Regions from separate parts of the Homo sapiens genome. Here all the other regions are linked to region 3. A link is an interaction called in ENCODE POLR2A ChIA-PET data of the cell type or tissue named here. Cell type or tissue: OCI-LY7. All regions are shown on one strand. Links, peaks and the distances in the headings refer to the core of each region. The heading gives the core; the rest is flanking DNA.

Region 1 (8,247 bases), core at 2,378-6,377, 67 kb after region 3:
CTTTGGGTATATAGCCAGTAATGGGATTGCTGGGTCAAACGGTATTGCTGGTTCTAGATCCCTGAGGAATCGCCACACTGTCCTCCACAATGGTTGAACTAATTTACACTGCCACCAACAGTGTAAAAGGGTTCCTATTTCTCCACATCTTCTCCAGCACCTGTTGTTTCCTGACTTTTTAATGAGGGGCATTCTAACTGGTGTGAGATGGTATCTCATTGTGGTTTTGATTTGCATTTCTCTAATGACCAGCGATTATGAGGTTTTTTTTCATGTGTTTATTGGCCACATAAATGTCTTCTTTTGAGAAGTGTCTGTTCATATATCCTTCGCTTACTTTTTGATGGGGTTGTTTTTTTCTTGTAAATTTGTATAAGTTCTTTGTAGATTCTGGATATTAGCCCTTTGTCAGATGGATAGATTGCAAAAATTTTCTCCCATTCTGTAGGTTGCCTGATCACTCTGATGATAGTTTCTTTTGCTGTGCAGAAGCTCTTTAGTTTAATTAGATCCTATTTTTCAAGTTTGGCTTTTGTTGCCATTTCTTTTTGTGTTTTAGTCATGAAGTCTTTGCTCATGCCTATGTCCTGGATGGTATTGCCTAGGTTTTCTTCTAGGATTTTTATGGTTTTATGTTTTATGTTTAAGTCTTTAATCCATCTTAATTTTTGTATAAGGTGTAAGGAAGGGGTCCAGTTTCAGTTTTCTGCATATGGCTAGCCAGTTTTCCCAACACCACTTATTAAATAGGGAATCCTTTCCCCATTGTTTGCTTTTGTCAGGTTTGTCAAAGATCAGATGGTTGTAGATGTGTGGTGTTATTTCTGAGGCTTCCGTTCTGTTCCATTTGTCTATATATCTATTTTGGTACCAGTACCATGCTGTTTTTTGTTACCATAGCCTTGTAGTATAGTTTGAAGTCAAGTAGTGTGATGCCTCCAGCTTTGTTCTTTTTGCTTAGGATTGCCTTGACTATACAGGCTCCTTTTTGGTTCCATATGAATGTTAAAGTAGTTTTTTCTAATTCTGTGAAGAAAGTCAATGGTAGCTTGTTGGGGATAGCATTGAATCTATAAATTACTTTGGGCAGCATGGCCATTTTCATGATATTGATTCTTCCTATCCATGAGCATGGAATGTTTTTCCATTTGTTTGTGTCCTCTTTTATTTCATTGAGCAGTGGTTTGTAGTTCTCCTTGAAGAGGTTCTTCACATCTCTTGTAATTTGTATTCCTAGGTATTTTATTCTCTTAGCAATTGTGAATTGGAGTTCACTCATGATTTGGCTGTTTGTCTATTATTGGTATATAGGAATGCTTCTGATTTTTGCACATTGATTTTGTATCCTGAGACTTTGCTGAAGTTGCTTATCAGCTTAAGGAGTTTTTGGGCTGAGACGATGAGGTTTTCCAAATATACAATCATATCATCTGCAAACAGAGACAATTTGACTTCCTCTCTTCCTATCTGAATATGCTTTCTTTCTTTCTCTTGCCTGATTGCCCTCACCAGAACTTTCAATACTATGTTGAATGGAGTGGTGAGAGAGGGCATCCTTGTCTTGTGCTGGTCTTCAAAGGGAATGCTTCCAGCTTTTGCCCATTCAGTGTGATATTGGCTGTGGGTTTGTCATAAATAGCTCTTATCATTTTGAGATACATTCCATGAATACCTAGTTTGAGAGTTTTTAACATGAAGGGTTATTGAATTTCATCAAACGCCTTTTCTGCATCTATTGAGATAATCATGTGATTTTTGTCCGTGGTTCTGTTTATGTGATGGATTTACGTTTATTGATTTGTGCCTGTTAAACCAGCCTTGCATCCCAGGGATGAAGCCGATTCGATAGTAGCGGATAAGCTTTTTGATGTGCTGCTGGATTCAAACTGAAGCCGGCAAACCGAATCAAAACATTTTTATAACACGAATATGAAGAGTTTATTTCCTACTGTCTTTAATTTTTGTTTCAGCCTTTAAAATAATATTCATGGAAATTTGTGAGAATATGGATTTAATAAAATATAGAGAATAAACTGTGCTTTAAAATTAGAAATGGAGTAATATATATTATTGCATTTTTTGGTGTAATTGTGTTGCTATCAAGTCTTTATTCTATTTTCAAAAGTATTCGTCTGTCAATCCTTATGTTGCAGTAATAAAAAAATTTAATATCTGCTCGTGAAATATAATAATCATTTTGCCTGAGTGGATGTAACCACTAACCAAAGTGACCCGGTGAGCATGTAAGGAAAAGAGTTTGCCCGTTTATGCTGCTTCACATCTTCCAGTGTGAAGAGCAGGTTCATATGGAGGCTACACACAGATGCTAGAGTCAGACTGGTTTAAATCACAGCTCTGTGTGACCTTCATCAATATACTTGCTAACCCGCTGTCTCGGATTCCTCTTCTGTAATATGGGGATTATAAAATAGTAATCTACCTGAAACGGTGTGGCGACTAAATAATTTAATGTTGGCAGAGTGCTGCAACAGACGCTGAGGCTACTCCATGCAAATACCCATCCCTACCTGCTGAGGGTTTGGGCCACTAAAGACTCAGACCTGACCAGGCATGGTGGCTCACACCTGCAATCCCAGCACTTTGGGAGGCTGAAGTGGGCAGATCACTTGAGGTCAGGAGTTTGAGACTAGCCTGGGCAACATGGAGAAGCCCCGTCTCTGCTAAAAATACAAAAATTAGCCAGTTGTGGTGGCGCACACCTGTAGTCCCAGCTACTCAGGAGGCTGAGGCAGGAGAATCACTTGAACCCAGGAGGTGGAGGTTGCAGTGAGCCAAGATCACGCCACTGCACTCCAGCCTGGGCAACAGAGCAAGACTTCATGTCAAAAAAAAAAAAAAAAAGAAAAAGAAAAAGAAAAAGAAAAAGAAAAGAAAAGAAAAGAAAAGAAAAGAAAAGAAAAGAAAAGAAAAGAAAAGAAATATTCACACCTGCACCCTTCTCAAGAGGCTTGCCCCTGGCTGACAGGTACTCTCTTGAGGGGGTGCTTGTTATGCACTCTCCCAGCACCCACTACTGCAAGTGGCCCATAACTAATGACCTACTGGTTCAGGGTTATAAGAGCCAGCACCCCTGCTTCTGGAGGACTAAACGCTGTGGTACAATCCACTAGTCAGAACTCCCATAGGATCAGGCTGGGGCTAGACTTCTAAAGCCATTCTTTGTTTATCTTCTTTCCCTGCCCTGCTCTCACGCCTTTCCTGGTTTTCCCTCCATAAATTATTCCTTCCTTTGCACAGAATCCCTGGCTCAGGCTCTGCTGGGGAACTGGACCTGAGACCAGTACTTCAAATAGTGCTTGGCACTATGTTAGCAATTATTAAGGATTAAAACAATCAAATTATTTGGTCTAAGTCAGATGTATAAATTGGAGACTTTATTGTTTAGAATGGAGTGACTTGCACGTTCGTCATCAGAGCTGATAAATAACTGCTTCCACATCAGCTTGTCTTTATAATTATTTTTCTTTCAATGGGAATGCTTAAAGAAAGCCCATTTCAGAGTTGTCAGGGAACAGTTTGAACAAGGACAGAGGGTGTCCAGCACAACTGGGGAATGCGAGGCCTGACTCCATAGCCGATGAGCAGGCAGGGTTACAGGTGTCCTAGGTTTCAGAGTCTTGGAACAGAGCAGGAGAAGGGGCAAAGCAGCAGGTACTGGGAGGAGCTATGGTTCAGCTCTCCCTCATTTCTTGACAGACAGGAAGAGGTTTGTACCCTGGGGTACTTTAGCTGCTTGAAGTAACCAGGTCTTAGGCATTGTTTTGTTCAAATCAAGATACAGGAAACTTCTCTCAATATTGAAAAAAGAGAGAAAAGGCAACGGGGAAAAAAAAGGAGGGAAAGGATGGGAGCTTTAGCTATCAGAAAGAGAAGACTCTTCCTGTGTAGCACGGGAGAGAAGGGAATTATCTAGATTTAGGAGAGTGGACAGAGGCAGAACTCAGACAAATTTAACTGCTAAAATGCTCATGTGTGCTACAAGGGCAGGAAGTATCCCCCTGGGAATGTGTTACTGTTGAGGAGAAAGGCCATCAGCAAACCTAAAGGGGCCATGTTGCAGGAGCAAAGCCCCCACAAAGGAACTAAGCTGCAAGCCCTTAGGTGGCAGTATATGCCAGAAGGGACAGCCAAAACAGGCAGCTGGGCCTAGGAATTTTATCTTCAAAAATCCAAATGCAGTCTTGAAGAAGTTATCTCCCATCTCCTATCTCAAGATGGAAAATCAAAGCCACCATGCATCAGTTTGCAGCTGTGTAACGCCCATTTGGTCAATAGCCACCTCTGGCTTTGTTTCCTGGAAGCTGTGCAATCATCACCGCTATCATTTAGGGCTGATAATTTTGAGACACCTGTGTCCAGATAAAAATCTGGTCTCCTGGGATTTAGAACCAGACATTGATTTTCTTTACTACCAGGATCACTCACAGGATAAAGTAAGACAATGGCCAGGAGGGAAGATGGGTTCATCTGGATATTAGGCACTAAGGTTGGCTGCATCACTGCGATGGAAGATACAGGAGAGGCACTTCTAAGGGTCTCAAGTCCATTCTGACAAGCCTTCTTGGTAAAATTCCAGGCCAAAAGAGGAGGCAGGAGGATTCTCTGGAGCTCTGGCTAGTATTTAGCAAGGCCCATCTTCCTAGGCCTTGAGTTCACTGCCTTGGAGTGACACACCATGTTTTGGAAGAGGTTTTAAGGTTAACCGTGCACTTTTTCACATTATTTTGGTCAGCCCTCAAAATAATGATGTTATTTCTTCTTTTTTATTTAAAATGAGAAAACTGAGACTCAGAAAATTTAACACCGTTAGGAAGTGGCAAAGTAAGCATTTCGACCCTGGCCATTGGCTTAAGAGTCTGGTGTTCTTCATCAGAGAAAAAAAGCACAGCCCTATTGTGAATATGTTCTCAGAGAATGTATCTTTTAGCATAGGACTTGTCATTTTCATCTTTTGATTTATTCCTTGAATACTATTTGCATGTTTGAAAATCCAAAACGGGTAAAACACTCCATACCATCCTTGTCCCTCATCTGCCATGCTCTTTCTTTCCAGCGCCATGGTAACCACTATTCTTAGTTTCTTCCATAGTCTCTTTATGTTCTATCAGGAAGCATGAGCTTCTTTTCTTCTTACTTCTTTTACACAAAAGTTACCATGTTATAAACAATGTTTAATACCTTCCTTTTTTCAATTAACTATATATCCTAGAGCTCTTTCTGTATCATTTTATAGGAAGCTTTCTCATTCTTCTTTATAGTTTATAGTATTCTCTTGTATGGATGTTCTATAATTTATTGAATCAGTTCTCTATTGATAAAAACTTGGGTTGTTTCCTATTTTTTACTACAAAACGCTCCAAGGAACAACCTTGTACATTCATCCTTTAGTACATATACAAGTATATCTGTAGGTTACTTTTCTGAAAGAAGAATCGCTGTAGAAAAATGTTTATGTATTTATAATTTTTGTGGATAGTCATCAGAAATTGATAAAGCCAAAAACTAAACACAAAGCCATTTCATCCCTCATACCAGGGTTTAATAATTGGTTTACCAAGGACACACCCAACTAATGAGGACTCCAGCTCAGTTCCTTTATGAATTGAGTAAATACTGAGTTGGCCCCAAGGCCATTCTTCAGAGCAGATTCTTCCAGGGCTCTTATCTTTGACTTTGGGTTCTCTCTCATTTTTTTTTTTCTTTCGGTAGATGCTCTAAGGCAAGAAAATTGGAGACTTTTTTGAAATTCTTCCTCTTGTCCTTCAGATACATCATACTGGAAAACAGCTGAGACAAGCATATCTCTGCAACTGGCCTTAGTGAAACAGAAAAATCACAGGCTCTGGGGTCAGAAAGACCTAAATTTGAATATTGGTTTTCTCACTTTTTAAATGCATGATCTTGGGTGGGAATTTTAACCTCTCCAAGTCATGCTTCTTTCATGTGGGGAAGAGAAAAAAAATACTTGAACCTATCAAAAATGGTGTGGTGAGGTTAAAGATAATGTGTGAAAAACACACTAAGGACTCAATGGATATTTTCTGTTATTTTGTAAAATTGTCCTAAAATACATGCTTATAAATTCTTTTATATCAGTGTCGCTGGGGGCCTAGGACCAGCCTCTACCTGCATCTACATGAATGACTCATAACCTCAGCTTCCAAACCATCTCATTATTGACGGTTTGCCTCTTGGTAAGCAGTTGAGGAGTGGTTTTCCACATCCCGCTGATGACACAGTGTTCCTCATGATATGGCTGCATTAGGCTCCAACCACACTTGTAACATCAAAGCACCCTGGCTCATCAATTAGTCAGGAAGCAATTTTTCACCATTTGGTCCAGCACCTAAGCTGGCTCTTAAAAAGCACCAAGGTTTATCTAGGGTCAGATGGCTTAGAAATCCTACAAATAGGGCCACCCACAGCCACATAGTTTTGTGACAGGTGTCTGGACTCACAAGAAGCAAAGACCCACAGAACACAGAGCAGACATTTTCAGCTCTGATCTGAGAGCTGCTGTTTCCAAGTCTGCAGATTTATCATTTTATTATTTCTTGACACCCAAATGAGCACACGAAGCTCTGTGTCCTCCTGGTGAAGGAAAGAGGCTCTTTGAAACAGACAACTCTGGTGATGGCAGTAATGCGATGATGGATTATCTTTATGTTTCCTCATTCCCTGAATCCATTAAAAGAGGGGAGTTGAATTCTATCTTATCAAGATCCTCTTTCCTTAATTACTTTTTAAATGACTGAAATGAAAATTTGCAAACAAGGCACGTGTTAGGTATTCCTCTCATCTTCAGCCTATCCCTGACACCGTCCCAACTTCTGCCTTTCAAAGTAATCCAGCAGCAAAGATGTTCTAAAGTGTGAGTCACTCACAGATTGTTCAGGGGGCTGAAGGAAAATCTGCTAATGGGATTTGCAGTTCTACACCAGAAAATAATGAGATAGGAAATGGGCAATGTGTACGTGATTCTTCCATGTCATTCAGAATAATGAGATCTTGGAGCAGCTTCTTCCTGAATTGAAATCATTGACAATGTATTTGCATATTCATTTTTGGATACTTTGATTTAAAAGTCAGTTATGGAAGAAGTCAGTCTAACATCTGAGAATTGTAGGTACTTGAAAAGAAAAGAAAAATTCTATCCTACGATTATCTCTTTCCTCAATGTTTCTTAGGACCTTGAAGAAGAGGTTGAGGGAACACAAACATTTGGGTTATATTTTTAAAACTTAAAAATAAAGATTTGTGGAGAGAATATTGACCTATAACATTTGCAGCTTTTGCCTTTTATTATCAAGGGTTTGTTAAAGCCCATCGTATCATCATGAAGATTTGAGTAGAAATGTTCTTATGCCTGTACTGTGCAATACAGTAGCCACTAGCCACATGTGCTATTTGAATTTAAATTAATTAAAATTAAACCAGATTAAAACATTAGGTCCTTGGTAGCACTAACCACATTTCTAGTGTGCCTGGTGGATGATACAACTCCTGGGTGTAGAAAGTGGCAGGCGTTTGTGTGAATGAATGAAATCTCCCAGGCTGAATGTGATGGAGGCTTCTACAATGATTAATCAACTAAGCAGCCTCTTTTTCCTCCTTAATAACTTGGAGTTTTACTCGTCCTTCCTCCATAACATCTCTCTCTAACCATGGCTAGCTGTGGAGAAAGAGGCTTGCAAATTAAAGTTCATGCATTCATGGTTCAAGACCTAGTTAAGCATAAGTGGGTTATCTGTAGTAATCAATCCTTCTGAATCACCAAGTTTATCCAAATTTCTTGATTCAGAAAAAAATCAAGTCACATCACCAATGGAGTGGCTTTGGGAGATTATGTTCTCCCTAAAAAGAAAAATGCATCAGTTTTGCATATTGATGTTATTCAATTTACAAGCATAGGCAAATATAGCACCATTTGAAATAACACAAGATTTGGGTTAGATATATGCAAAAACAAGCAAGCAAACAAAACTTAATAGTCCACGTTTTCTGATTATGAGTTCATTCTCAAGTCTTGATGATTTAAGTCAACCTCACCCTTGATGCAAAGCAATAATTATGGGTTTTGTTGGTAAAATCAAGTCATCATTCAATATTCATGTGCTCTTTCAGAGAAATCTCTTAGGCAGTTAATGTTATTTCTCCCTCCCTCTCTATCCTTCCTCCCAACCCCACCAACCATCAGCATTGTTATTCCAGCAGATACAATCAAAA
Region 2 (8,247 bases), core at 2,378-6,377, 340 kb after region 3:
GTTTCTCTTTTCTGACTATCCCCTCTCAGTTCCTCTTCCCTATTCTTCCTCCTTTGCTTCCCCTACGAAATACTGATGCTGCCTCTGACTTTCTTCTTTCTCTTCTACTTGCTTTCCTTGGAGGCAGTGTGGCCCTGTGCTTGGGCATGGATCTTTGAAGTCAGATTTACTTGAACTTCACATTCTGGTTCTGCTGCTTAAAAACTATTAGGCCTTAGAAAATCACTTTGCCACTCCAAGCTTCAGGTTTCTCTTCTATAAAATCAAGGTAAATGATCAAAATAACAGTAATAATTGTTCTTTCACAGATCTGTCATTCCAAGCATGCACAGGGCTTAGCCCAGTGCTAATATACAGAAAACTTGATGCACAGCAGCTATTGCTATTTTATTATTATCTTCATCACCATGACCCCCAGAGTGATCTCTTCTCATCTTCTCCCCAGATCTCAGTTTATGCACAATTTTTGACATTCACCTCTCCATCCCCAACCCTCTCCTGTCCCCTGAGCTCCAGTGTATGCTTCAAACCACCTATCTACTAGGCAGGTTCTCTGGAAGGTCCACTGGTACCTCAAACTCTGCATGTCCTCTTAGAGCCTGAATTGTGTCCCCATAAAATTCATGTGTTGAAGTCTCACCTCAGAATGCAGCTATAATTTGAAGATAGGGCCTTTATGTAGTAATTAAGTTAAATGGGGCCATTATGGTAGGTCCTAATTCAATCCGACTGGTGATCTTTTAAGAAGAGGAAAACCAGACATGCAGAGAGACACGAAGGATATGTGCACACAGAAGAGAGACCATGGGAGGAGACAGCAAGAGGGTGGCCATCCACAAGCCAAGGAAAGAGGCCTCAGGAGACACCAAACTTATTCAGTACCTTGATCTTGGACTTCTCAGTTCCCGAACAGTGAGAAAATTAATTTCTGTTACATGAGCCACCCAGTGTGCAGTATTTTGTTCTGGCAGCCCTAGCAAATGAATACATGGCTTAGGCTGAAATTGCTAGGTCTTCCTTAAAACATGCTCCTCCTCCTACTGCAGCCCCTCTTTGAACTTATCTGTATCTCTTTCTTCTCCCTAATGACCCACATCTAATCAGTCTCCAAAACTTGATAGTTTTAATTTCTGAATAGCTCATAGTCTATGCACCATCTTTCTTAGCTCTGGCCTGCATGATCTTTCATCTGGTCTATTGCAATAGCTCTCCCACTCAATTTGTCTCTCTCACCATAGCATTTCTCCATTTCAATCCTTCCAGTATACCAGTTAGATTAATCATTCTAAAGCACAGGCTTGTTTGCATCTGCCTTCAACAAAAAAGTCCTTCATTACTCCCACTGCCTAGTAGGAGTTCCTCAGCCTGACACTGAAACCGTCCACAGTTTGGCTCTAGCTTACCCATCGGCCTGGGGTCTTGCTATATCCTTCCTCAGACCTTTATTCTAACCAAACAGGAAAACGTACTACTCCTGAAAAAGGACTCTACCTTTTTAACCACTCCCTGAACTAAAATACCTCACCATTCCTTGTTTCCATTCCACACCACCAAGGCTTTCTTCCCTTATTTCCTAGAGGAAGGGATCTTTGCACTGGGCTCAGCCCCCATGACAGTTCATAAGGACAGCCTGTGACACATGTGTATCCTCTCATTTCTCCTTCTCAACTGTAAACCCACTCAGGCTACCTCTCGTTCACCCTTTATCCTCCATGGTGCCCAGCATGTGCCCCTGGCACATGTCTCTTCCACAGTGTTGATGGAATGAGCAAACGAACAATGCTGATTGCAAGGTCGTGAAGACAAATGGCCTTGACACCCTAAATAAGCCATCTCAAAAAAGAGCTGCTATGTCTGATTTCCCTCTAGTAAGTTAGGTTGTTTGCTCAGATAACCAAAGTAAATCACTCATCTATAGTTATTTTCTGGAATTTAAGCACTAAAGATAAGGCAAATAGCCAAAGATTTTCAAAAAGAAAATGGTGAGAGGCAGAGGACCCAGTTGTGATGTCATTAATATTCAGCCATCATAATTGGGCCTTAACAATTCTCCAGGAACAATTTTCATCTTTATTAATGACACTTAGAGAGCTATCCTCATACCCACCCCAAACTGTTCAATCTGTAAGAAGCATTTTCCACCAGATGCCATCATATCTGACCTTTCTAGCTTCCCAAATGATCGCCCGACCCCTGCTTCCTCCCCTTGCCTCCCCTTCCCATGATGATGAAACATCCACTATAGAACACAAGTGGCATGGAGCCAGGTCAATGATGTGCACCGTGGAAGCTGTTCTGACTGCTCGCTGCTGGCAGCCACTGCTCAGGCTCAAAGCATTATAGCGCTCTGGTACTTTCCCAAAGGCATTCTCAAAGGAGGCTGATGCATCTGGGTTCTCTTTCTACTGATCAGCAGAACACGCATGTTTAAGAATCAGATTAGACACAACTCTTTGGGTCATTTTATATGGTTTTTAAATTGAGAATGAATGAATCCCCATATTCTGTGCCAGTGACTGACTGTCAGGGGCAATCACAACAGGGCTGATCAGGGGTAATTATGAGGCGGCTGCTTTGCCATGGCCCTCATGTGTTATAACTTGCTACATCCGTTCTAGGAAAGGGAGATTCTGCCAAGCTAGTTCCTAATTTGCTCGTCTATTTTGGCAAACAGAGATATAGTCCTATCTCTCTTAAAACAAAACAAAACAAAAAATGAGCTTGTCCAAACAAAGCCTTAAAATAAACTGCAGGAATACCTGAGACTCAGAATGTGTAAGCTCACATACTCATTAGTCAGACACAGTCTCTGCCCTCTGAGCCTCAGTTGTCCTGTCTGCAAAATGGTATAACACCTATTTCTCTCACCATCAGTATTGTTTGAATCCAACTGGTAAATATGTGATTTGAAAATTGTAATACACCACAAAAATATATTACTTATTTTGCATATATTTTATAAGTAACAATGCTTAGCTTTCTTATCTACATCTAAAAGTTTCCTGCCTTTAAATATTAGGTATCTGTGCCAATTACATAGTCCCCCGCTGCCCAGCACCACTAAATTTCAGTGTAAGTATGAATGAGAATGTGCTATATTTTGCCATGTGACGGATACATGGTAGGATGCAGTAGATACTCATTGAATTAGTTAATTGCTTAGTCTCATAAGCTTTTTCTGATGTGCCTGTGGTTACACAGTGGCCAGATTCATACTCCCTAGTTCCAAGGTTCTTTCTACATAGTTTACAAAAAACAACGGGGCAACCAGCAGAGGGTCTGATGCTATGGAGTAAAGCGTTTTATTCACATTCTGCTTGGCTCACTTAGTTTCTCCTCTATCCCCTGAGAGGCTTCTGGGGCTCCTTGACTATTTTCTTGGAGAAAGGCTCAAGCGGGAGATGAGGAGCTTGAGCTCCTGGGGCTGCGACTAGAAGGGGTCTGGAAGCAGGTGGGGGAAGAGTGTACACACAGGACTTTGATCAGAAGACCTGGGATCGAATCTAGACTCTGACACTTTCTACCGAAGCTTCAATTTTCTCACATTAAAAAAAAAGGAGTAATAAAAAGGTTATATGATGAATAAGATAATGCTAAGGATTCTAATTATTTTCATATCATAAAAGATATAAGAACCCCTGAAGTTAAAACATTGTTTTCTTTGATCATGGAAGTATTAATATAAACACGACTGTGGTTCTTAAATGAGCAGCCATGTTCTTCTCCAGCTAATTTTCTAGGGGCTTCTGGGAGTCAGACACAGTGTTGTAAATACTTTGTCCTCACAGAGCCTTTCAGTCTGGCCCTGCTCTGGCTTTAGTTGGTGGTATATGCTTAATCTTCTAATATTCCTTATTTTCCAGGTGTTCTGAGTTCTTAGGCTTATTTAAGGCTTTGTCAAAGTTCCGAGTGCCACCCTCTAAAAAGCTGAGTGATGGTACACATATAACTAATGAGAGAACATATTCTGGGAAAATAAAACTTTTTAAAGTAGATTAGTTTCTCATCATACCATATGGCCCTACAAGTGATCAGATGCACTTCTATGTGCTGTTGATAGAAAAATAGAGTATATTACATATACTTTTAATTGTGAGGAATTACATCATTAAAGAATTTAGAAATAGAAATTGTCTCTTATTTGAGTTAGAAGGAGTATTGGGGGAAAATTAGAATATCACCATATGGCTAACCTTAATTCTAATTTGCATTTTAATGGAAATGAAGCTTTAAATGCCTCATTCTCTTCAAAATCTTTGAGACAGTAAGCCTTTTGTGGGTCTCTCTAGCTTAAGCAAACCAGATTTCAGCAGCTAACTGGCTTTCCAGAGAGTTCATACCACCTAAAAGCATTTAAGGTGAAAATGTTGCATATTGATTTGTTAAACCACGTCTCTGGGAATCCTTAAACACTGCTGCCAAGAGTACATAATTTTTTTTGTTAAAAAAATGTTTTCTGGCCAGGAGCAGTGGCTCATGCCTATAATCCCAGCACTTTGGGAGGCAAAGGCAGGAGGATCGTTTGAAGCCAGGAGTTCGAGACCAGCCTTGTCAACAAAGTGAGATGTGTCTCTAAAAAATTTTAAAAATTAGCTGGGCATGGTGATGTGCACCTATGATCCCAGCTACACAGGAGGCTAAGACAGGATCCCTTAAGCCTGAGCCATGTTCGCACCACTGCACTCCAGCCTGGACAACACAGTAAGACACTGTCTCAAAACAAAAAAACAAAAAAGAGAAAACAGAAATGTTTTCCCTAATTTTAAAGGTAGTTTACACTCTTTGAAAAGGAAATATTAAAAAAAATAGATTGTCTGGAATCTTAGCATCCAAAGATAACCACTGTATATTCTACATCTGTTTCTATATATGCATAAGCAATTATAATTTTTATTGTTTTTGTACTTGCAAAAATGAAATACCAGATTTCCTATTTGTGATCTCTGCATGTTCCCTTAAAGCATGTTGTGAATATCTTTTCCTGGTCACATATGTAGATTATCATCCAGATTCTTATTGGCTGCAATATTACACTATATGAATATGCCATGATTTATTCAACTTGCCTCCTGGTGGTAGATATTTAGATTGTGATGGGGTTCAGGACAGACTACCTTAAGATATGACACCTTGGCATTTGAGAAAACTGCAAAGAAAGGAGGGTCTCTCTGTCTTTCTCCTGTCCTTCTGCCCTGGAGTAGGCCATAAAACCTAGAAAAAATTTTCTGACCTTCTCCTGAAGTAGGTCATAACAGGCTCATGTGAAAGGTGCCCACTCTAAACCCACAGAAAAGGAACATTCTCATTTCTGAAGACATAGAAACACAGGGAAGAATCTAAACAAACAGGCCTTTCTACGTTCCCCCCAGTTTATTACCATTGGATCATACCTCCTTTGTCCAATCACATTTCTCCACAACAATCGACTCCTTCATCAAACTTACCATAAAATTATACAGGTTTCTTTGTCTGAAGCCTCCTGTACTGTATAAAACACATTAAATAAAACTGTATGGTTTTCTCTTGTTTATCTATATTATAGTGCCTCAGCCTTGAACCTAGTGATAAGTGAGGAAAAGAAATCTTTCATCCCCTACAACTGTTTCCAGCTTTTATCATTACAAGCAATGTTATAATAAGCATCCTTATATACAGATCTTTGAGTACCTTCTTAATAACTTTTTAATTTTTTAAAATGGTACCCAATAATTTGGCACATCTTTTTGAAGGAAACTTTTTGGCATAACTGAAAAAAGAAAAAAAAGAGAACTTTCAATTCTTTAAAAGTTACAAAGTATGTCAAAGTAATTCAAGGATAGTCTTCAGCAAATAGTGCTGGGGAGAAAATGGATGTCTACGTACAAATAAATGAACCTCAATCTTCACTTTACCCTATAAAATAATCAACTCAAAATGAGTTCTAGATCTAAATTCTAGAGCCTAGAATAATATAAAATTCTACAAGACAACATGACAAAATCTTTACGACCTTGGAATAAGCAGATTTCTTTGGTAGGATGCAAAACATGCAAACCATTTTAAAAACTGATAAATTGAATTTTATTAAAATTTAAAATGTCTCCCCTTCAAAAGACACCACTAAAAAAATAAAAGGCAAACCACAAACCGGGAAAAATAATAGCAGAAGATAAGTTCAATAAAGGCGATCAAGAATATGTAAAGAATTCTTATAACACAATAACAATAAGATAATCTATTAAAAATAAATGGGCAAATAATTTGAAAAGAAGGTCTCCAAAGATGTGGAGACCTTTGGTGAAAGGTCACCAAAGATGTGTAAATGACCTATACACCCATGAAAAGACGCTCAACATCATAGTCATTAGGGAAATGAGAACTGAAATCATAATGAAATACCACTACAAATCCACTAGGATAGCTAAAATAAGAAAGATGACTGTATTAGTCCATTCTCACACTGCTATAAAGAGACTACCTGAGACTGGGTAGTTTATAAATGAAAGAGGTTTAATTGACTCACTGTTCTGCATGGCAGGGGAGGCCTCAGGAAGCTTACAGTCACAGTAGAAGGTGAAGGAGAAGCAAGGCACGTCTTACATGGCGGCAGGAGAGACAGCGTGTACAGGGGAAACTGCCACTTTTAAATCATTGCTCACTAACACAAGAACAGCATGGGGGAAACCGCCCCCATGATCCAATCACTCCTACCAGGTCCCTCCCTCAACACATGGGGATTATAATTCGAGATGAGATTTGGGTGGGGACACAGAGCCAAACCATATCAATTACCATACAAAGTGTTGCTGAAACTGGGGTGTGGGAATTCCCACACTTTGCTGGTGGACATGTGAAATGTTCAGCCACTTTGGCAAACAGTTTAACAGTTTTGTCAAAAGTCAAACGTATACTTACAACTTAGCATTCCCATTCCTAGGTATTTATCCAAGTGAAATGAAAATTTACATCTGTGCAACAACTTGTACTTGAATGTTCATAGCAGCATTATTCATAATAGCCAAATATCCATCAACTGGTGAATAGATAAACAAATTGTGGTATGATGAACTACTACTCAATAATAAAAAGGTATGAACTACAGATACATACAATGACATGCAGTATCTCAAAAGAATTATGCTCAGTGAAAAAAGCCAGATGTAAGAACACATATCCTATGATTTCATTTATATGAAGTTCTACAAAAGGCAGAATTATAGTGAGAGAAAGCAGATCAGTGCTTGAAAGGGATGGGAACTGACTGTAAAGGGATGAGGGACATTCCTAGAGTGATGGAAATAGTCCATAGTTTGATGTGGTGATAGTGTATATGTTTCAAAACTCATCAAATTGTATACTTAAAACTGGTGAATTGCATTGAATGTAAATTATATCTTAATTTAAATAAATCATGGAATTATAAACTATAATGTTTGCAAGAGATAGCCTTACCCCAATCTTAATCTTCATCCCATCCAACATCTTGCAAGGGGACACCCATTTTTTGGTAAAAACAATTTTTAAAATTGTTCTGATCCGTCAAACAAAAATGTTGTCCACATCAACAGGCTGTTTCAAATTGATCACGTGAAAGAGATTTGTTTCTTCCTGGCCTTGCCCAGGATAAAGTTGTGTCTTCTGATTTTTAATCTGCCAAATATCCAAAAGCAGACTAAAAATTTGTCAATGCTCCAAATATTTAGAACAACTTAAATGTTTGGTACAACATGGAGTAAATAGCTGAAGATTTGATTGAGTTTTTCATTTTTCATCCAGGTGTTCAGATGCAGAATGAACGTAAGAATGATGAAGTGGATGGGCAGATTTCCAAGGCAGCTGGAAGTAAATTGGACAACTGCATGACCCAAAGATGTAAAGCCAAAATTTCACATTCAAAGCAAGTCAGGAGGTAAAACTACACCATGGAGACATGAGGGAGATTGTCAATGAGACTTTCATGCCTCAGAATTTGATGATGATGGTGATGATGATGGTGATTGATAACAATTGCAGCAGCAATTATTTCTTGAGTGCTTACTAAGTATCAGGCTCTGTATTGAGCCATTTACATACATTATCTTATTTATTCTTCACAATAGCCATGTGAATGAGGTACTGTTGATAGCCCTGCTTGATTCAGGAGAAAACTAAAACGTAAAGAGTTCAGGAATCCTCCCCAATTTTGTACAAGTAGTACAAGCTGAGGAGAGGCAACAGTGTTGAGGTTGGGTGAAGGGGGCAACATGATAGCCACAGAAATCATTAGAG
Region 3 (8,247 bases), core at 2,175-6,174:
TTGGTATCACTCAGCTTCCCACTGGGAAAAGCAGCAGGCAGACCAGGCTCAGCCAGACGCCTCCAGACATTTCAGCCTCAACTGCACCCAATGTGTGCCTTGCTGGCTCTTTGCACCAAGTTCTGAAAACCATCTGCATGTAGAAGAAATGTACTCTCTCTGCTTCTGTGTGATACTTCTGCTGAAGCCAATTTACATTCTCCTTCAGAAGAGCCATTTTATGTCCCAGAAACTTAATGAGCTTTTTTTTTTTAAAAAAAATTAAGAACAAGCTGTTTTATTTTGAATGAGAAACTCTCCTTCTGCCAAGAATTCTTTATCAACCTAAAACTCAGAAACCACAAGCAAAGTAAGAGTTGTTCCAAGACCAAGCCAAACTGCCTTCCAGATTTACCTGAAATGAAACATTTGGCCACCCAACAAAACAAGCCAATGGCAGGGTAAATCCAGGACCACCAGAATGGAGGGTAGGAGCATGTGCTTAACGTTCTCCTTCCTACATAAGGGTTGGTGTGTCTTCATACTGGAGCTGGAATTAGTGGACGGATCTAGGTTGGAATTGAGATCTGGCCAGCATGCAGGGACCACCATTCATCAGGCACTCATGATCTACCATGCACTATGCTAGCACTTCACAGGCAATATGTCTCTGCAGGTACTATTTGTATCCCAAATTTACAGATAAGCAGGCTGAGGTTCAGAGAAGTTGAGTAATTTGCTGAAGGTCATTCAGTGGTGAAGCTAGGATTCAACCAATGACTGGTAGACTCCAAAGCCCATGCATGGTTTTAAGCATATGCTCCACTGTACTTAGAGGCAGATAAAACAACTATGATGGGCCTTGTACTACAGAATACCAAATGTGTTATGTATGTCAAAGATTACCTGCTAAGGGAGAATTCAGAGTGTTTTACTGTCAAATTCAGTTCTAAGATGTTTATTATTCCTGCAAATCCAGGATAACAATACCTAGTATTTATTGAGCATTTACCAGGTATAAGACATTATACCAAGCACTGTAAAATACATTAATTCATCTAATCACCAATGAATGGTAGGTATTATTATTATTATTATTATTATTTTTGAGACGGAGTCTCGCTCTGTTGCCCAGGCTGGAGTGCAGTGGCGCGATCTCGGCTCACTGCAAGCTCCACCTCCTGGGTTCATGCCATTCTCCTGCCTCAGCCTCCCAAGTAGCTGGGACTACAGGTGCCCGCCACCACGCCCAGCTAATTTTTTGTATTTTTTAGAGATGGGGTTTCACTGTGTTAGCCAGGATGGTCTAGATCTCCTGACCTCGTGATCCACCCACCTCGGCCTCCCAAAGTGCTGGGATTACAGGCGTAAGCCACCGTACCTGGCCAATGGTGGGTATTATTTTCTTCATGTTACAGGAAAGAAAACCGAGGCTTGGAGAAGTGATGTAACCTGTCCAAGGTCAGGTAAAATTAGGTTGAACCATGTGAAATTGCCATTTTGTAGATCAAAACCAATCAAGTTAATCAATAGTACCTAGCAATATTGGAAGTTGAGTCAAGGTCTGACCCCTAACTAGCAAAGGAATAGTCTTTAGAGTGCAAAATTGGATTCAAGTGTCCTGAATGTTGATTGGAAAACAATGCCCCAGATCAGAGAGGAATGACAGACTGTCAGAAGCCATTCATGGTGGCTTTACAGCATGTGGACTGTCACATGCTTCTAGAATGAACAGACGTGGAAGATGGTGGGAATGCTGTCTCAGCGGTAGATGCTAGACTCAGCCCTTGGAGAATGCACCACACACCCCTTCTCCTGTCTTCTTGTTGCTTTGCACATGACCCCTACTTCCCTTTAGCTCCTGTTCCCTTCAGGACTCCCTGATTCCTGCCCTTGGATTCACCTCACACTCATGCATCTCCTGTCCTGACTTGTTTGGACGGAGCTCTTCCTTTGGATAGGCCCCCAGCATTCTGTTGCTCCGTGTGACTCATCTCCTCTTCTGGTTCCCACCTCTCACATCACTCTGGGTCTACGTACTTTTGCTCTTGATTTAACCTTCTGGGGCTTCTGGCTCCTGCTCCCAGGCTCAGCCCTGCCTGGGCCCAGCCCTTGATGTTCCCTCAGTTCCCAGTTTTCCACACCAGCCACTCTTCTGTGCTAGGCTCCAGCTGATCTGACTTCCCTCCCTTTCCCCCAATCAACTGTGTGGGCTGGGACACAACAAGCTTTGAAGGTTTTGGTGATAAGTTTGGAGGAGGTGGGAAACTTAGCTAGTTCTGTTTGGTTCCCACAAGTAGGGAGGAGTCTTCAGAGAGTGGGCAACTCTGGCAAAGGCCATGAGAAGCTGATGGCTATTTATGATTTCAGGAGAAGGATAGCTGTGATAAAAGGGTCTGATAGTAAATGGGAAGGGAGAGAGAAAAAAGGCAGGGATTAAGTGTTGTTGGCTACCCAAGTATGCAAATCACCTAACAGCTTAGTTCTGTCAACCTAAATAACAGGGAGTGGCTCTCTAATAGAAAAAGATATTTATTTGGGAATAGAGCAGTTTCATGGGAATATGTGTGGTACAGCAAATGACATGCATATTCAGGCAGGTAAAGGAAGACAAAGGTTTTTAAAGGAAAAAAATAAGGAGGGTTGCGCAATTGTTTTAAAATAATTATCTTTGGCTGCAAAGATCAATAACAAGGGTGACACCAGTCTGAGGCTGGACGGGCAGTTGATGAGCAGATGTCCTTGCAGAAGTATTTTTTTTTGTGTGTGTAAGGTTGTGATGGCTGTTGGTCAAGGCTGTGGTTTGTGCAGTCTTTTTGTGATAATTTTTGTTATCAGGCATAAAAGCATGAGAACCCTCTTTTCATGACCTTCCCCAGCTCTATTTGTCAGTGTTTTTTTCCCTTCTCACATTAGTGACTCCATTTTGATTTTGATAACTTTCACAGTTCCCAGAGGAAACTATCAACCAGGCAAAAGAAACAAGCATGTTATGTACCTAAAGACAGAGATGAAAGAAAGAGGAAGCTGATGCCCACGGTTCAACTAAAAAGGAAAATGTATTAGGTGTTCCTCTTTCCCTAAGCAAAAGAGGTGACTGGGGATGGAACAGATGGGATGCAGAAAGAGAGATCAACTGTTTTGTCACCTCTTTCCTTATGGCACATTTTTCCTCCTGGCCAGCCAAAGAATTTGGCTTCATCTGCATGGGCCACCTAATTAAAAAGATGGACATTTTAAAGAAGATTTGGTAATGGGAACTCAAGGGAAGGTGATGCTGAAGGATTTTAATTGCAAGAAACCAATCAACTTTATGGGAAAATAAAAATGATTACGATAGACACATTTGAGATGATTGGCAGGTGGATAAGAAGAAACCACTAATTGGTGTTTTAACCTACCTAGGACTTATTTAAGACCTGGCAGCTCTCGGACTAGGCAATTGATCTTATGTATGTTTAAAGGCAACTGCAATGAGGAAAGTCCTTTCCCTAGAGTTCAATCATTCTTTCCCTCTCTAAGGTATAACTACATGGATGGGTTGTAGTCACACTACTTGGGCATGGCAGTGAAAGCAGACTTAGGGTATAATGAGACACTAGACATTTTGATTGGGAGGTATAGGGGGCCAGAGGGCAGCAAAGACAGGAATCTGAGTGTGGCCTTGCAAGTCTCAGAGAGTTGGAGCCCTTTCACTCCTAAACTGAAACCCTTTTTGGACGGGACCACTTCCTCCAACCAGGACTTAGAGGGTTTTCTTGAGCCCGACACCATGGAAGAGGTTGTAGGGGTGACGTGGTTACTTTGATGGGTGTAAGAATGTCCATTAGTGAATGGGTTTTGGAGTCAGATGCCTGGATTCAAATCCCAATTCTACCACTTTGTATCACTTAAGCAAGTCTCTTTAGCTACTTTTTTGTTTCCTTAACAATAAAAATAGGAAGGTCATAGCTACCTCATAGGATTAGGTAAGAGCATGTGTGTATGTAAAATGCTTGGCATAGGGCTTCATTTATACAAAATACTGAAAAAATAAGTGATGTAATAATGATGATGATGAAAATGATGATAATGATGCTAATTCTGAGTTTGAGAGTCAGAGTTGACAGGGAAAAAAGGTGCTTCAGTTTTCAACTTCAGAAATTGTCTTACTTTTTTTTTTTTTTTTTTTTTTTTTTTTTTGAGATGGAGTCTTGTTCTGTCACCCAGGCTGGAGTGCGGTGGTGCGATCTCAGCTCACTGCAACCTCTGCCTCAGCCTCCGGAGTAGCTGGGATTACAGGCGTGCACCACCACGCCTGGCTAATTTTTGTATTTTTAGTAGAGATGGGGTTTCACCACCTTGGCCAGGCTGGTCTTGAACTCCTGACCTCGTGATCCACCCGCCTCAGCCTCCCAAAGTGCTGGGATTACAGGCGTGAGCCACCATGCACGGCCGATTTCTTTTTTATGTTTAACTTTGCTCTCCAGATGCTTTCCGAAAACCTTAGTTTTCCTGCAGACATTGGACCTGAGTGTGGACTCATACATGCGAACAAGATGTTCATTTCCTCTTTTTTTCATACTGCCTCCAGCCTCCAGAGAAGTGTTCTTTCCCTTGCTATCTGTCCCACTTCCGGTGCAGGTGGTCCTGCCTGACCTAACCACAAACACCTGAGAGAAGACACATGCTAAAGGCCAAACCCTTTTTCCATTTGACTTGGAGGAGAAAGCACCCTCTCTATCAAAGTGACATGAGAAGAATTGACTGCAGAGTAGCTCTGTATTACTTCCGGCTGGGGTATCAAGCACCACATAATGCATACCCTTATAGATGACAGGGTTATTGAACAGAAGAGTAATTTAGAAGGGCCTGATTTTGAGACTGCTACTTGATACTTCTTTAATGGAAAATAATTAGTGTCCATTTACTGGAAGTGATGTACCTCGGTACTGTGGTTCAATTGGACCACACTGATTAAAACATGCTTGAGTGTTCCATATGCTTGTGGTTAATGAGCAATATGTTTTGGTTGTTCTGTTTTCTGTCTTGTAATGTCCAGCCTTGCCTCTGTTGCATGTGAGAGGAAGGGGGTTTGGAGTGCTTTGGAGGCAGTTCATTTTGAAATCAAATTGACTCACAGAGTTAGTGTGGGTCAGTAAATATCCTTGAGCATGTTTATTTCATTTTGTGTTCAGGTATGGCAATATTTACAGTTTGACTCAAATGGATTATAATTAAAAAGAATGGTTATCTCTCTGAACACTGATTGTTTCCTCATGTTTTTACAAATTGAACATATACACATAACTTTACGAGATACAATACAGTCACACCTCTCCAGCATTATTGGGGAATTAAGCCATGCATGATAAGAATATTCCAGATAACTGAAACTTATTCCCTTTGAGTAAATATGTATTTATTTTAGTCATTTAAATGAAAATCTTTTTTGAAATGTGTAACATAGTTCTCTGACATCCTGAACAACAATTTTCAACACAAGTTAGCCTTTTTTTTGATAAGTCAGAGCGAGCGTTAAACCGTCATCCTTATACCGGTCCAGGTTTGGCCAACGTGTTACCAAGGTTTTGTCGCTAGATGGCTCTGGGTAGTGAGGCCTTTGGAATTCTTGGTTCTGATTTTTAGAATATTTTTTCTATCCTTCATTGCTGTCATTCTGTTGGTGTAACTTCTTGCTGCTATCAGTAGGCCTACTTCTACGATTTCTCCTTAAACTAGTCATTTCTACTCAACTTTGAATGAAGAGACCAGTACCCAATCTTAGTGGACTTTAAGTAAGGTGAGAGTAAAGAGTCTCTGAATGAGATTTTCTTAGGAATAAAATAGGCACATTTCAGTATGTGGATGTTGTGAGACCCATTTTGAATATTGTAGTGTCCTTTTGATGTTTCCCCAAAGTTTTTTAGATAGGGAAATTTACAAGACATCTGAATTCTGGGTAATTGAGAGATGTTGCTGTGATCTTAAAAAACTAACCTATCTCTTTAGATTAGTTTGCCTGTGTGTCCATAAGCTCCAGTAGTGAATGGTGAAAGTCTTCCTAATCATTCTAACCCACATGAATCCCTTCCCTGATTCCTTAAGGTTAGCATTTTGATCTCTCCCACACAGTTAGTGGCTTATTATATGCAGTAGACCCCTGAAATTCACCAGAGATACATTCTAAAGCCTTAGCAAATCTGCAAAATTGCAAAAATTCTGACAACATAATAGTATCCTTCATGCAATGCAATAAAGTGTTGTAGAAAAATTTAAGTGCTCCTTCAGTCTCTTAATGACGTGTATAAATATAGGACTTAAGTTACTTATAAAGCTGGTTGACTGTCTTTTTAGGGCCACTTCTTACAAAGAAATGCAATTTTATAATTTCTCCAACATTACTGCATGGAACCTGAAAAAGGGGAGCAAAATCCAGTTTTGAGGTGGACGTCACAGATTGCACAAGGAATTTTTCAAGAGAAGACAGAAATATGGACATTGGTGATAGGTCCTATCTTTATAAATTTATTGGCAACCAATTTTTAAATTTTTAAATACTCTGAGTTGACAATGTATAAGATAATCTATACATGTATGCCTGGACAATTTGGCTGGTTGTAAGTCTATATCTTCAATCATGATTCATGAGAACTCATTCAAAGTGTGCACTGGAGAACACTAAGGATGTATCATACTAATGTATGTTATTAGTTTATCTATGAAATCTTACCTCTACAAGTCAATTGTAGGCAACATGAAAGAAACAGGCTACATTTTTCAACTTCCTTTGGATGTCCTCTGTGTGGTTGAATACATAGCAGATTTGTCGTGTCTGTTGGGTCTTTGTAGGAGATTTTCGAAGAAATATAATATCATGGTACCCAACGCTGATACACATTTATTACAGAGGGCATAACACCATGAGAAACACAAAAGAGTGTAGGAGAAACAAAAAGGAATTAGAAGAAACTGCAGCAATCCCTGTAGTCTCATGGAAGGGAGCACACTCACATGACCTCGCAACCTGAGGGAAGCGGCAACCACAGCCTGTAAACACGGGAAAGAGTGATGCACAAACTGCACGCTTACAACCTGGGGGAATGGGAAGATGTGTTATTACTCAGGGAAACCTTCATGCAGGGGGTGAATCTTAAACCAGGTCTTAAATGGAAGGAGGGCCCACCAAGTTAGAGGAAAACTACTACTCAGAGTCAAAATGTAGCGACTTTTGAGGACTGAGAATCCTCTCTCCGAAGAGAACCTGAAACTTGACTGTCTTTCCTTAGACACAGTGAAAAATCATCTCTGCGTAAATTGTTTATTTGTATACACAAAGCATGTTTCATGACAGGTTAGGTGACAGTGGAAAATGTGAACGCTGAGAATATGCCAGATATGTTTGTTAAGCATGAAAGTGATTTCTATGATAATGAATGCATGCTTACCGAGCTGAGAAAATTTCAAGTGAGATGAATTACCAAGTACCTCGGTGCATTTAACAACCCTGGGATGTTATCAGGGCTGGGAAGTTAATTTAATGCTGCACATCAAACATCCAGCCAAGCACCCAAAGAATGTGGAACGAAAGCTAAGGGAGCCACACATCTTTAAAAAAATCCCGAAACTTGACCAACAACATGTGCTTGCTCAATTCCTCAAGTTTCAGCAGGCTGGGAGCCAAATTTTCTGAATTCATTTCATACCTGTGATAGCTTCCCAAACTAATAGTTTTTGTTTTTGTTTGGTACACAGTAGTCATGGATGATATTATGACAAGAATAATAAGGTGGGGTGAAAGCCAGAAATGGACATGGCAGCTGTTGGAAGGCAGAAGTGGAGTTCAGCCGACTTCATAGGCCTTAGCTCAGAATGATGGGCTGGTAGGAGAACAGCAAATGAGGTTCTAGGAGGTGCACAGCTCTGTGCTGGGTGCTATGAAAAGGCCCAAAGAAATGCAGGTTGTCTGTGTTTGCCCCCAAGGAGCCTACAACGTGGGCACTTTAAACATTAAGAGGATTAGGTAGAGAGGCAGACCCCTACTTTCATCTCCCAATCCCATCACTGACATGTATGACATTGGGGATGGTACTTAACTTCTTTGAACTTCAGCGCCTTCATACATAGAATGGGGTTAGCACATCTTAACTGAAAGGTTCTGCAGGGCTCAATGAGATAAGGTGAGCAAAAGAGCTTAGTAGAGTTTCCTGGCACAGTCCACATACGTTGTGTTGGCTCACGTCTTTGTGGCTGTGACAACTCGGCATCATACAAAAGACTGAATTAGAA

What was found. ChIA-PET counts read pairs that join two places held together with the same protein. Peaks named below come from ENCODE experiments on the same cell type or tissue, not always from the same donor. Only the 100,000 strongest peaks of a DNase experiment are listed, where the experiment ranks them.
Region 1: POLR2A ChIA-PET joins it to region 3 with 5 read pairs; 2 of 35 experiments call an interaction of 5 or more read pairs at or near these places.
Region 2: POLR2A ChIA-PET joins it to region 3 with 5 read pairs; 2 of 35 experiments call an interaction of 5 or more read pairs at or near these places.

What each region holds. Positions count from the first base shown.
Region 1 is chr5:74,022,318-74,030,564 of GRCh38, forward strand. No RefSeq gene overlaps it. Among named protein-coding and RNA genes, the nearest start is that of LINC02122, 77 kb to the right of the region's middle. In OCI-LY7, for the core only: a CTCF peak has its summit at 4,153; no DNase peak of the experiment used is centred there.
Region 2 is chr5:74,294,613-74,302,859 of GRCh38, forward strand. LOC124901004 (a long non-coding RNA gene) reads left to right here. Exons shown (of 2, transcript XR_007058821.1): 2 at 7,756-7,815. Among named protein-coding and RNA genes, the nearest start is that of LINC01335, 9.6 kb to the right of the region's middle. In OCI-LY7, for the core only: no CTCF peak of the experiment used is centred there; no DNase peak of the experiment used is centred there.
Region 3 is chr5:73,955,609-73,963,855 of GRCh38, forward strand. The region is part of intron 1 of LOC105379034 (a long non-coding RNA gene); the gene reads left to right. Among named protein-coding and RNA genes, the nearest start is that of LINC02122, 140 kb to the right of the region's middle. In OCI-LY7, for the core only: no CTCF peak of the experiment used is centred there; a DNase peak (open chromatin) is centred at 4,603; H3K4me3 peaks cover 1,537 bases; H3K27ac peaks cover 3,327 bases.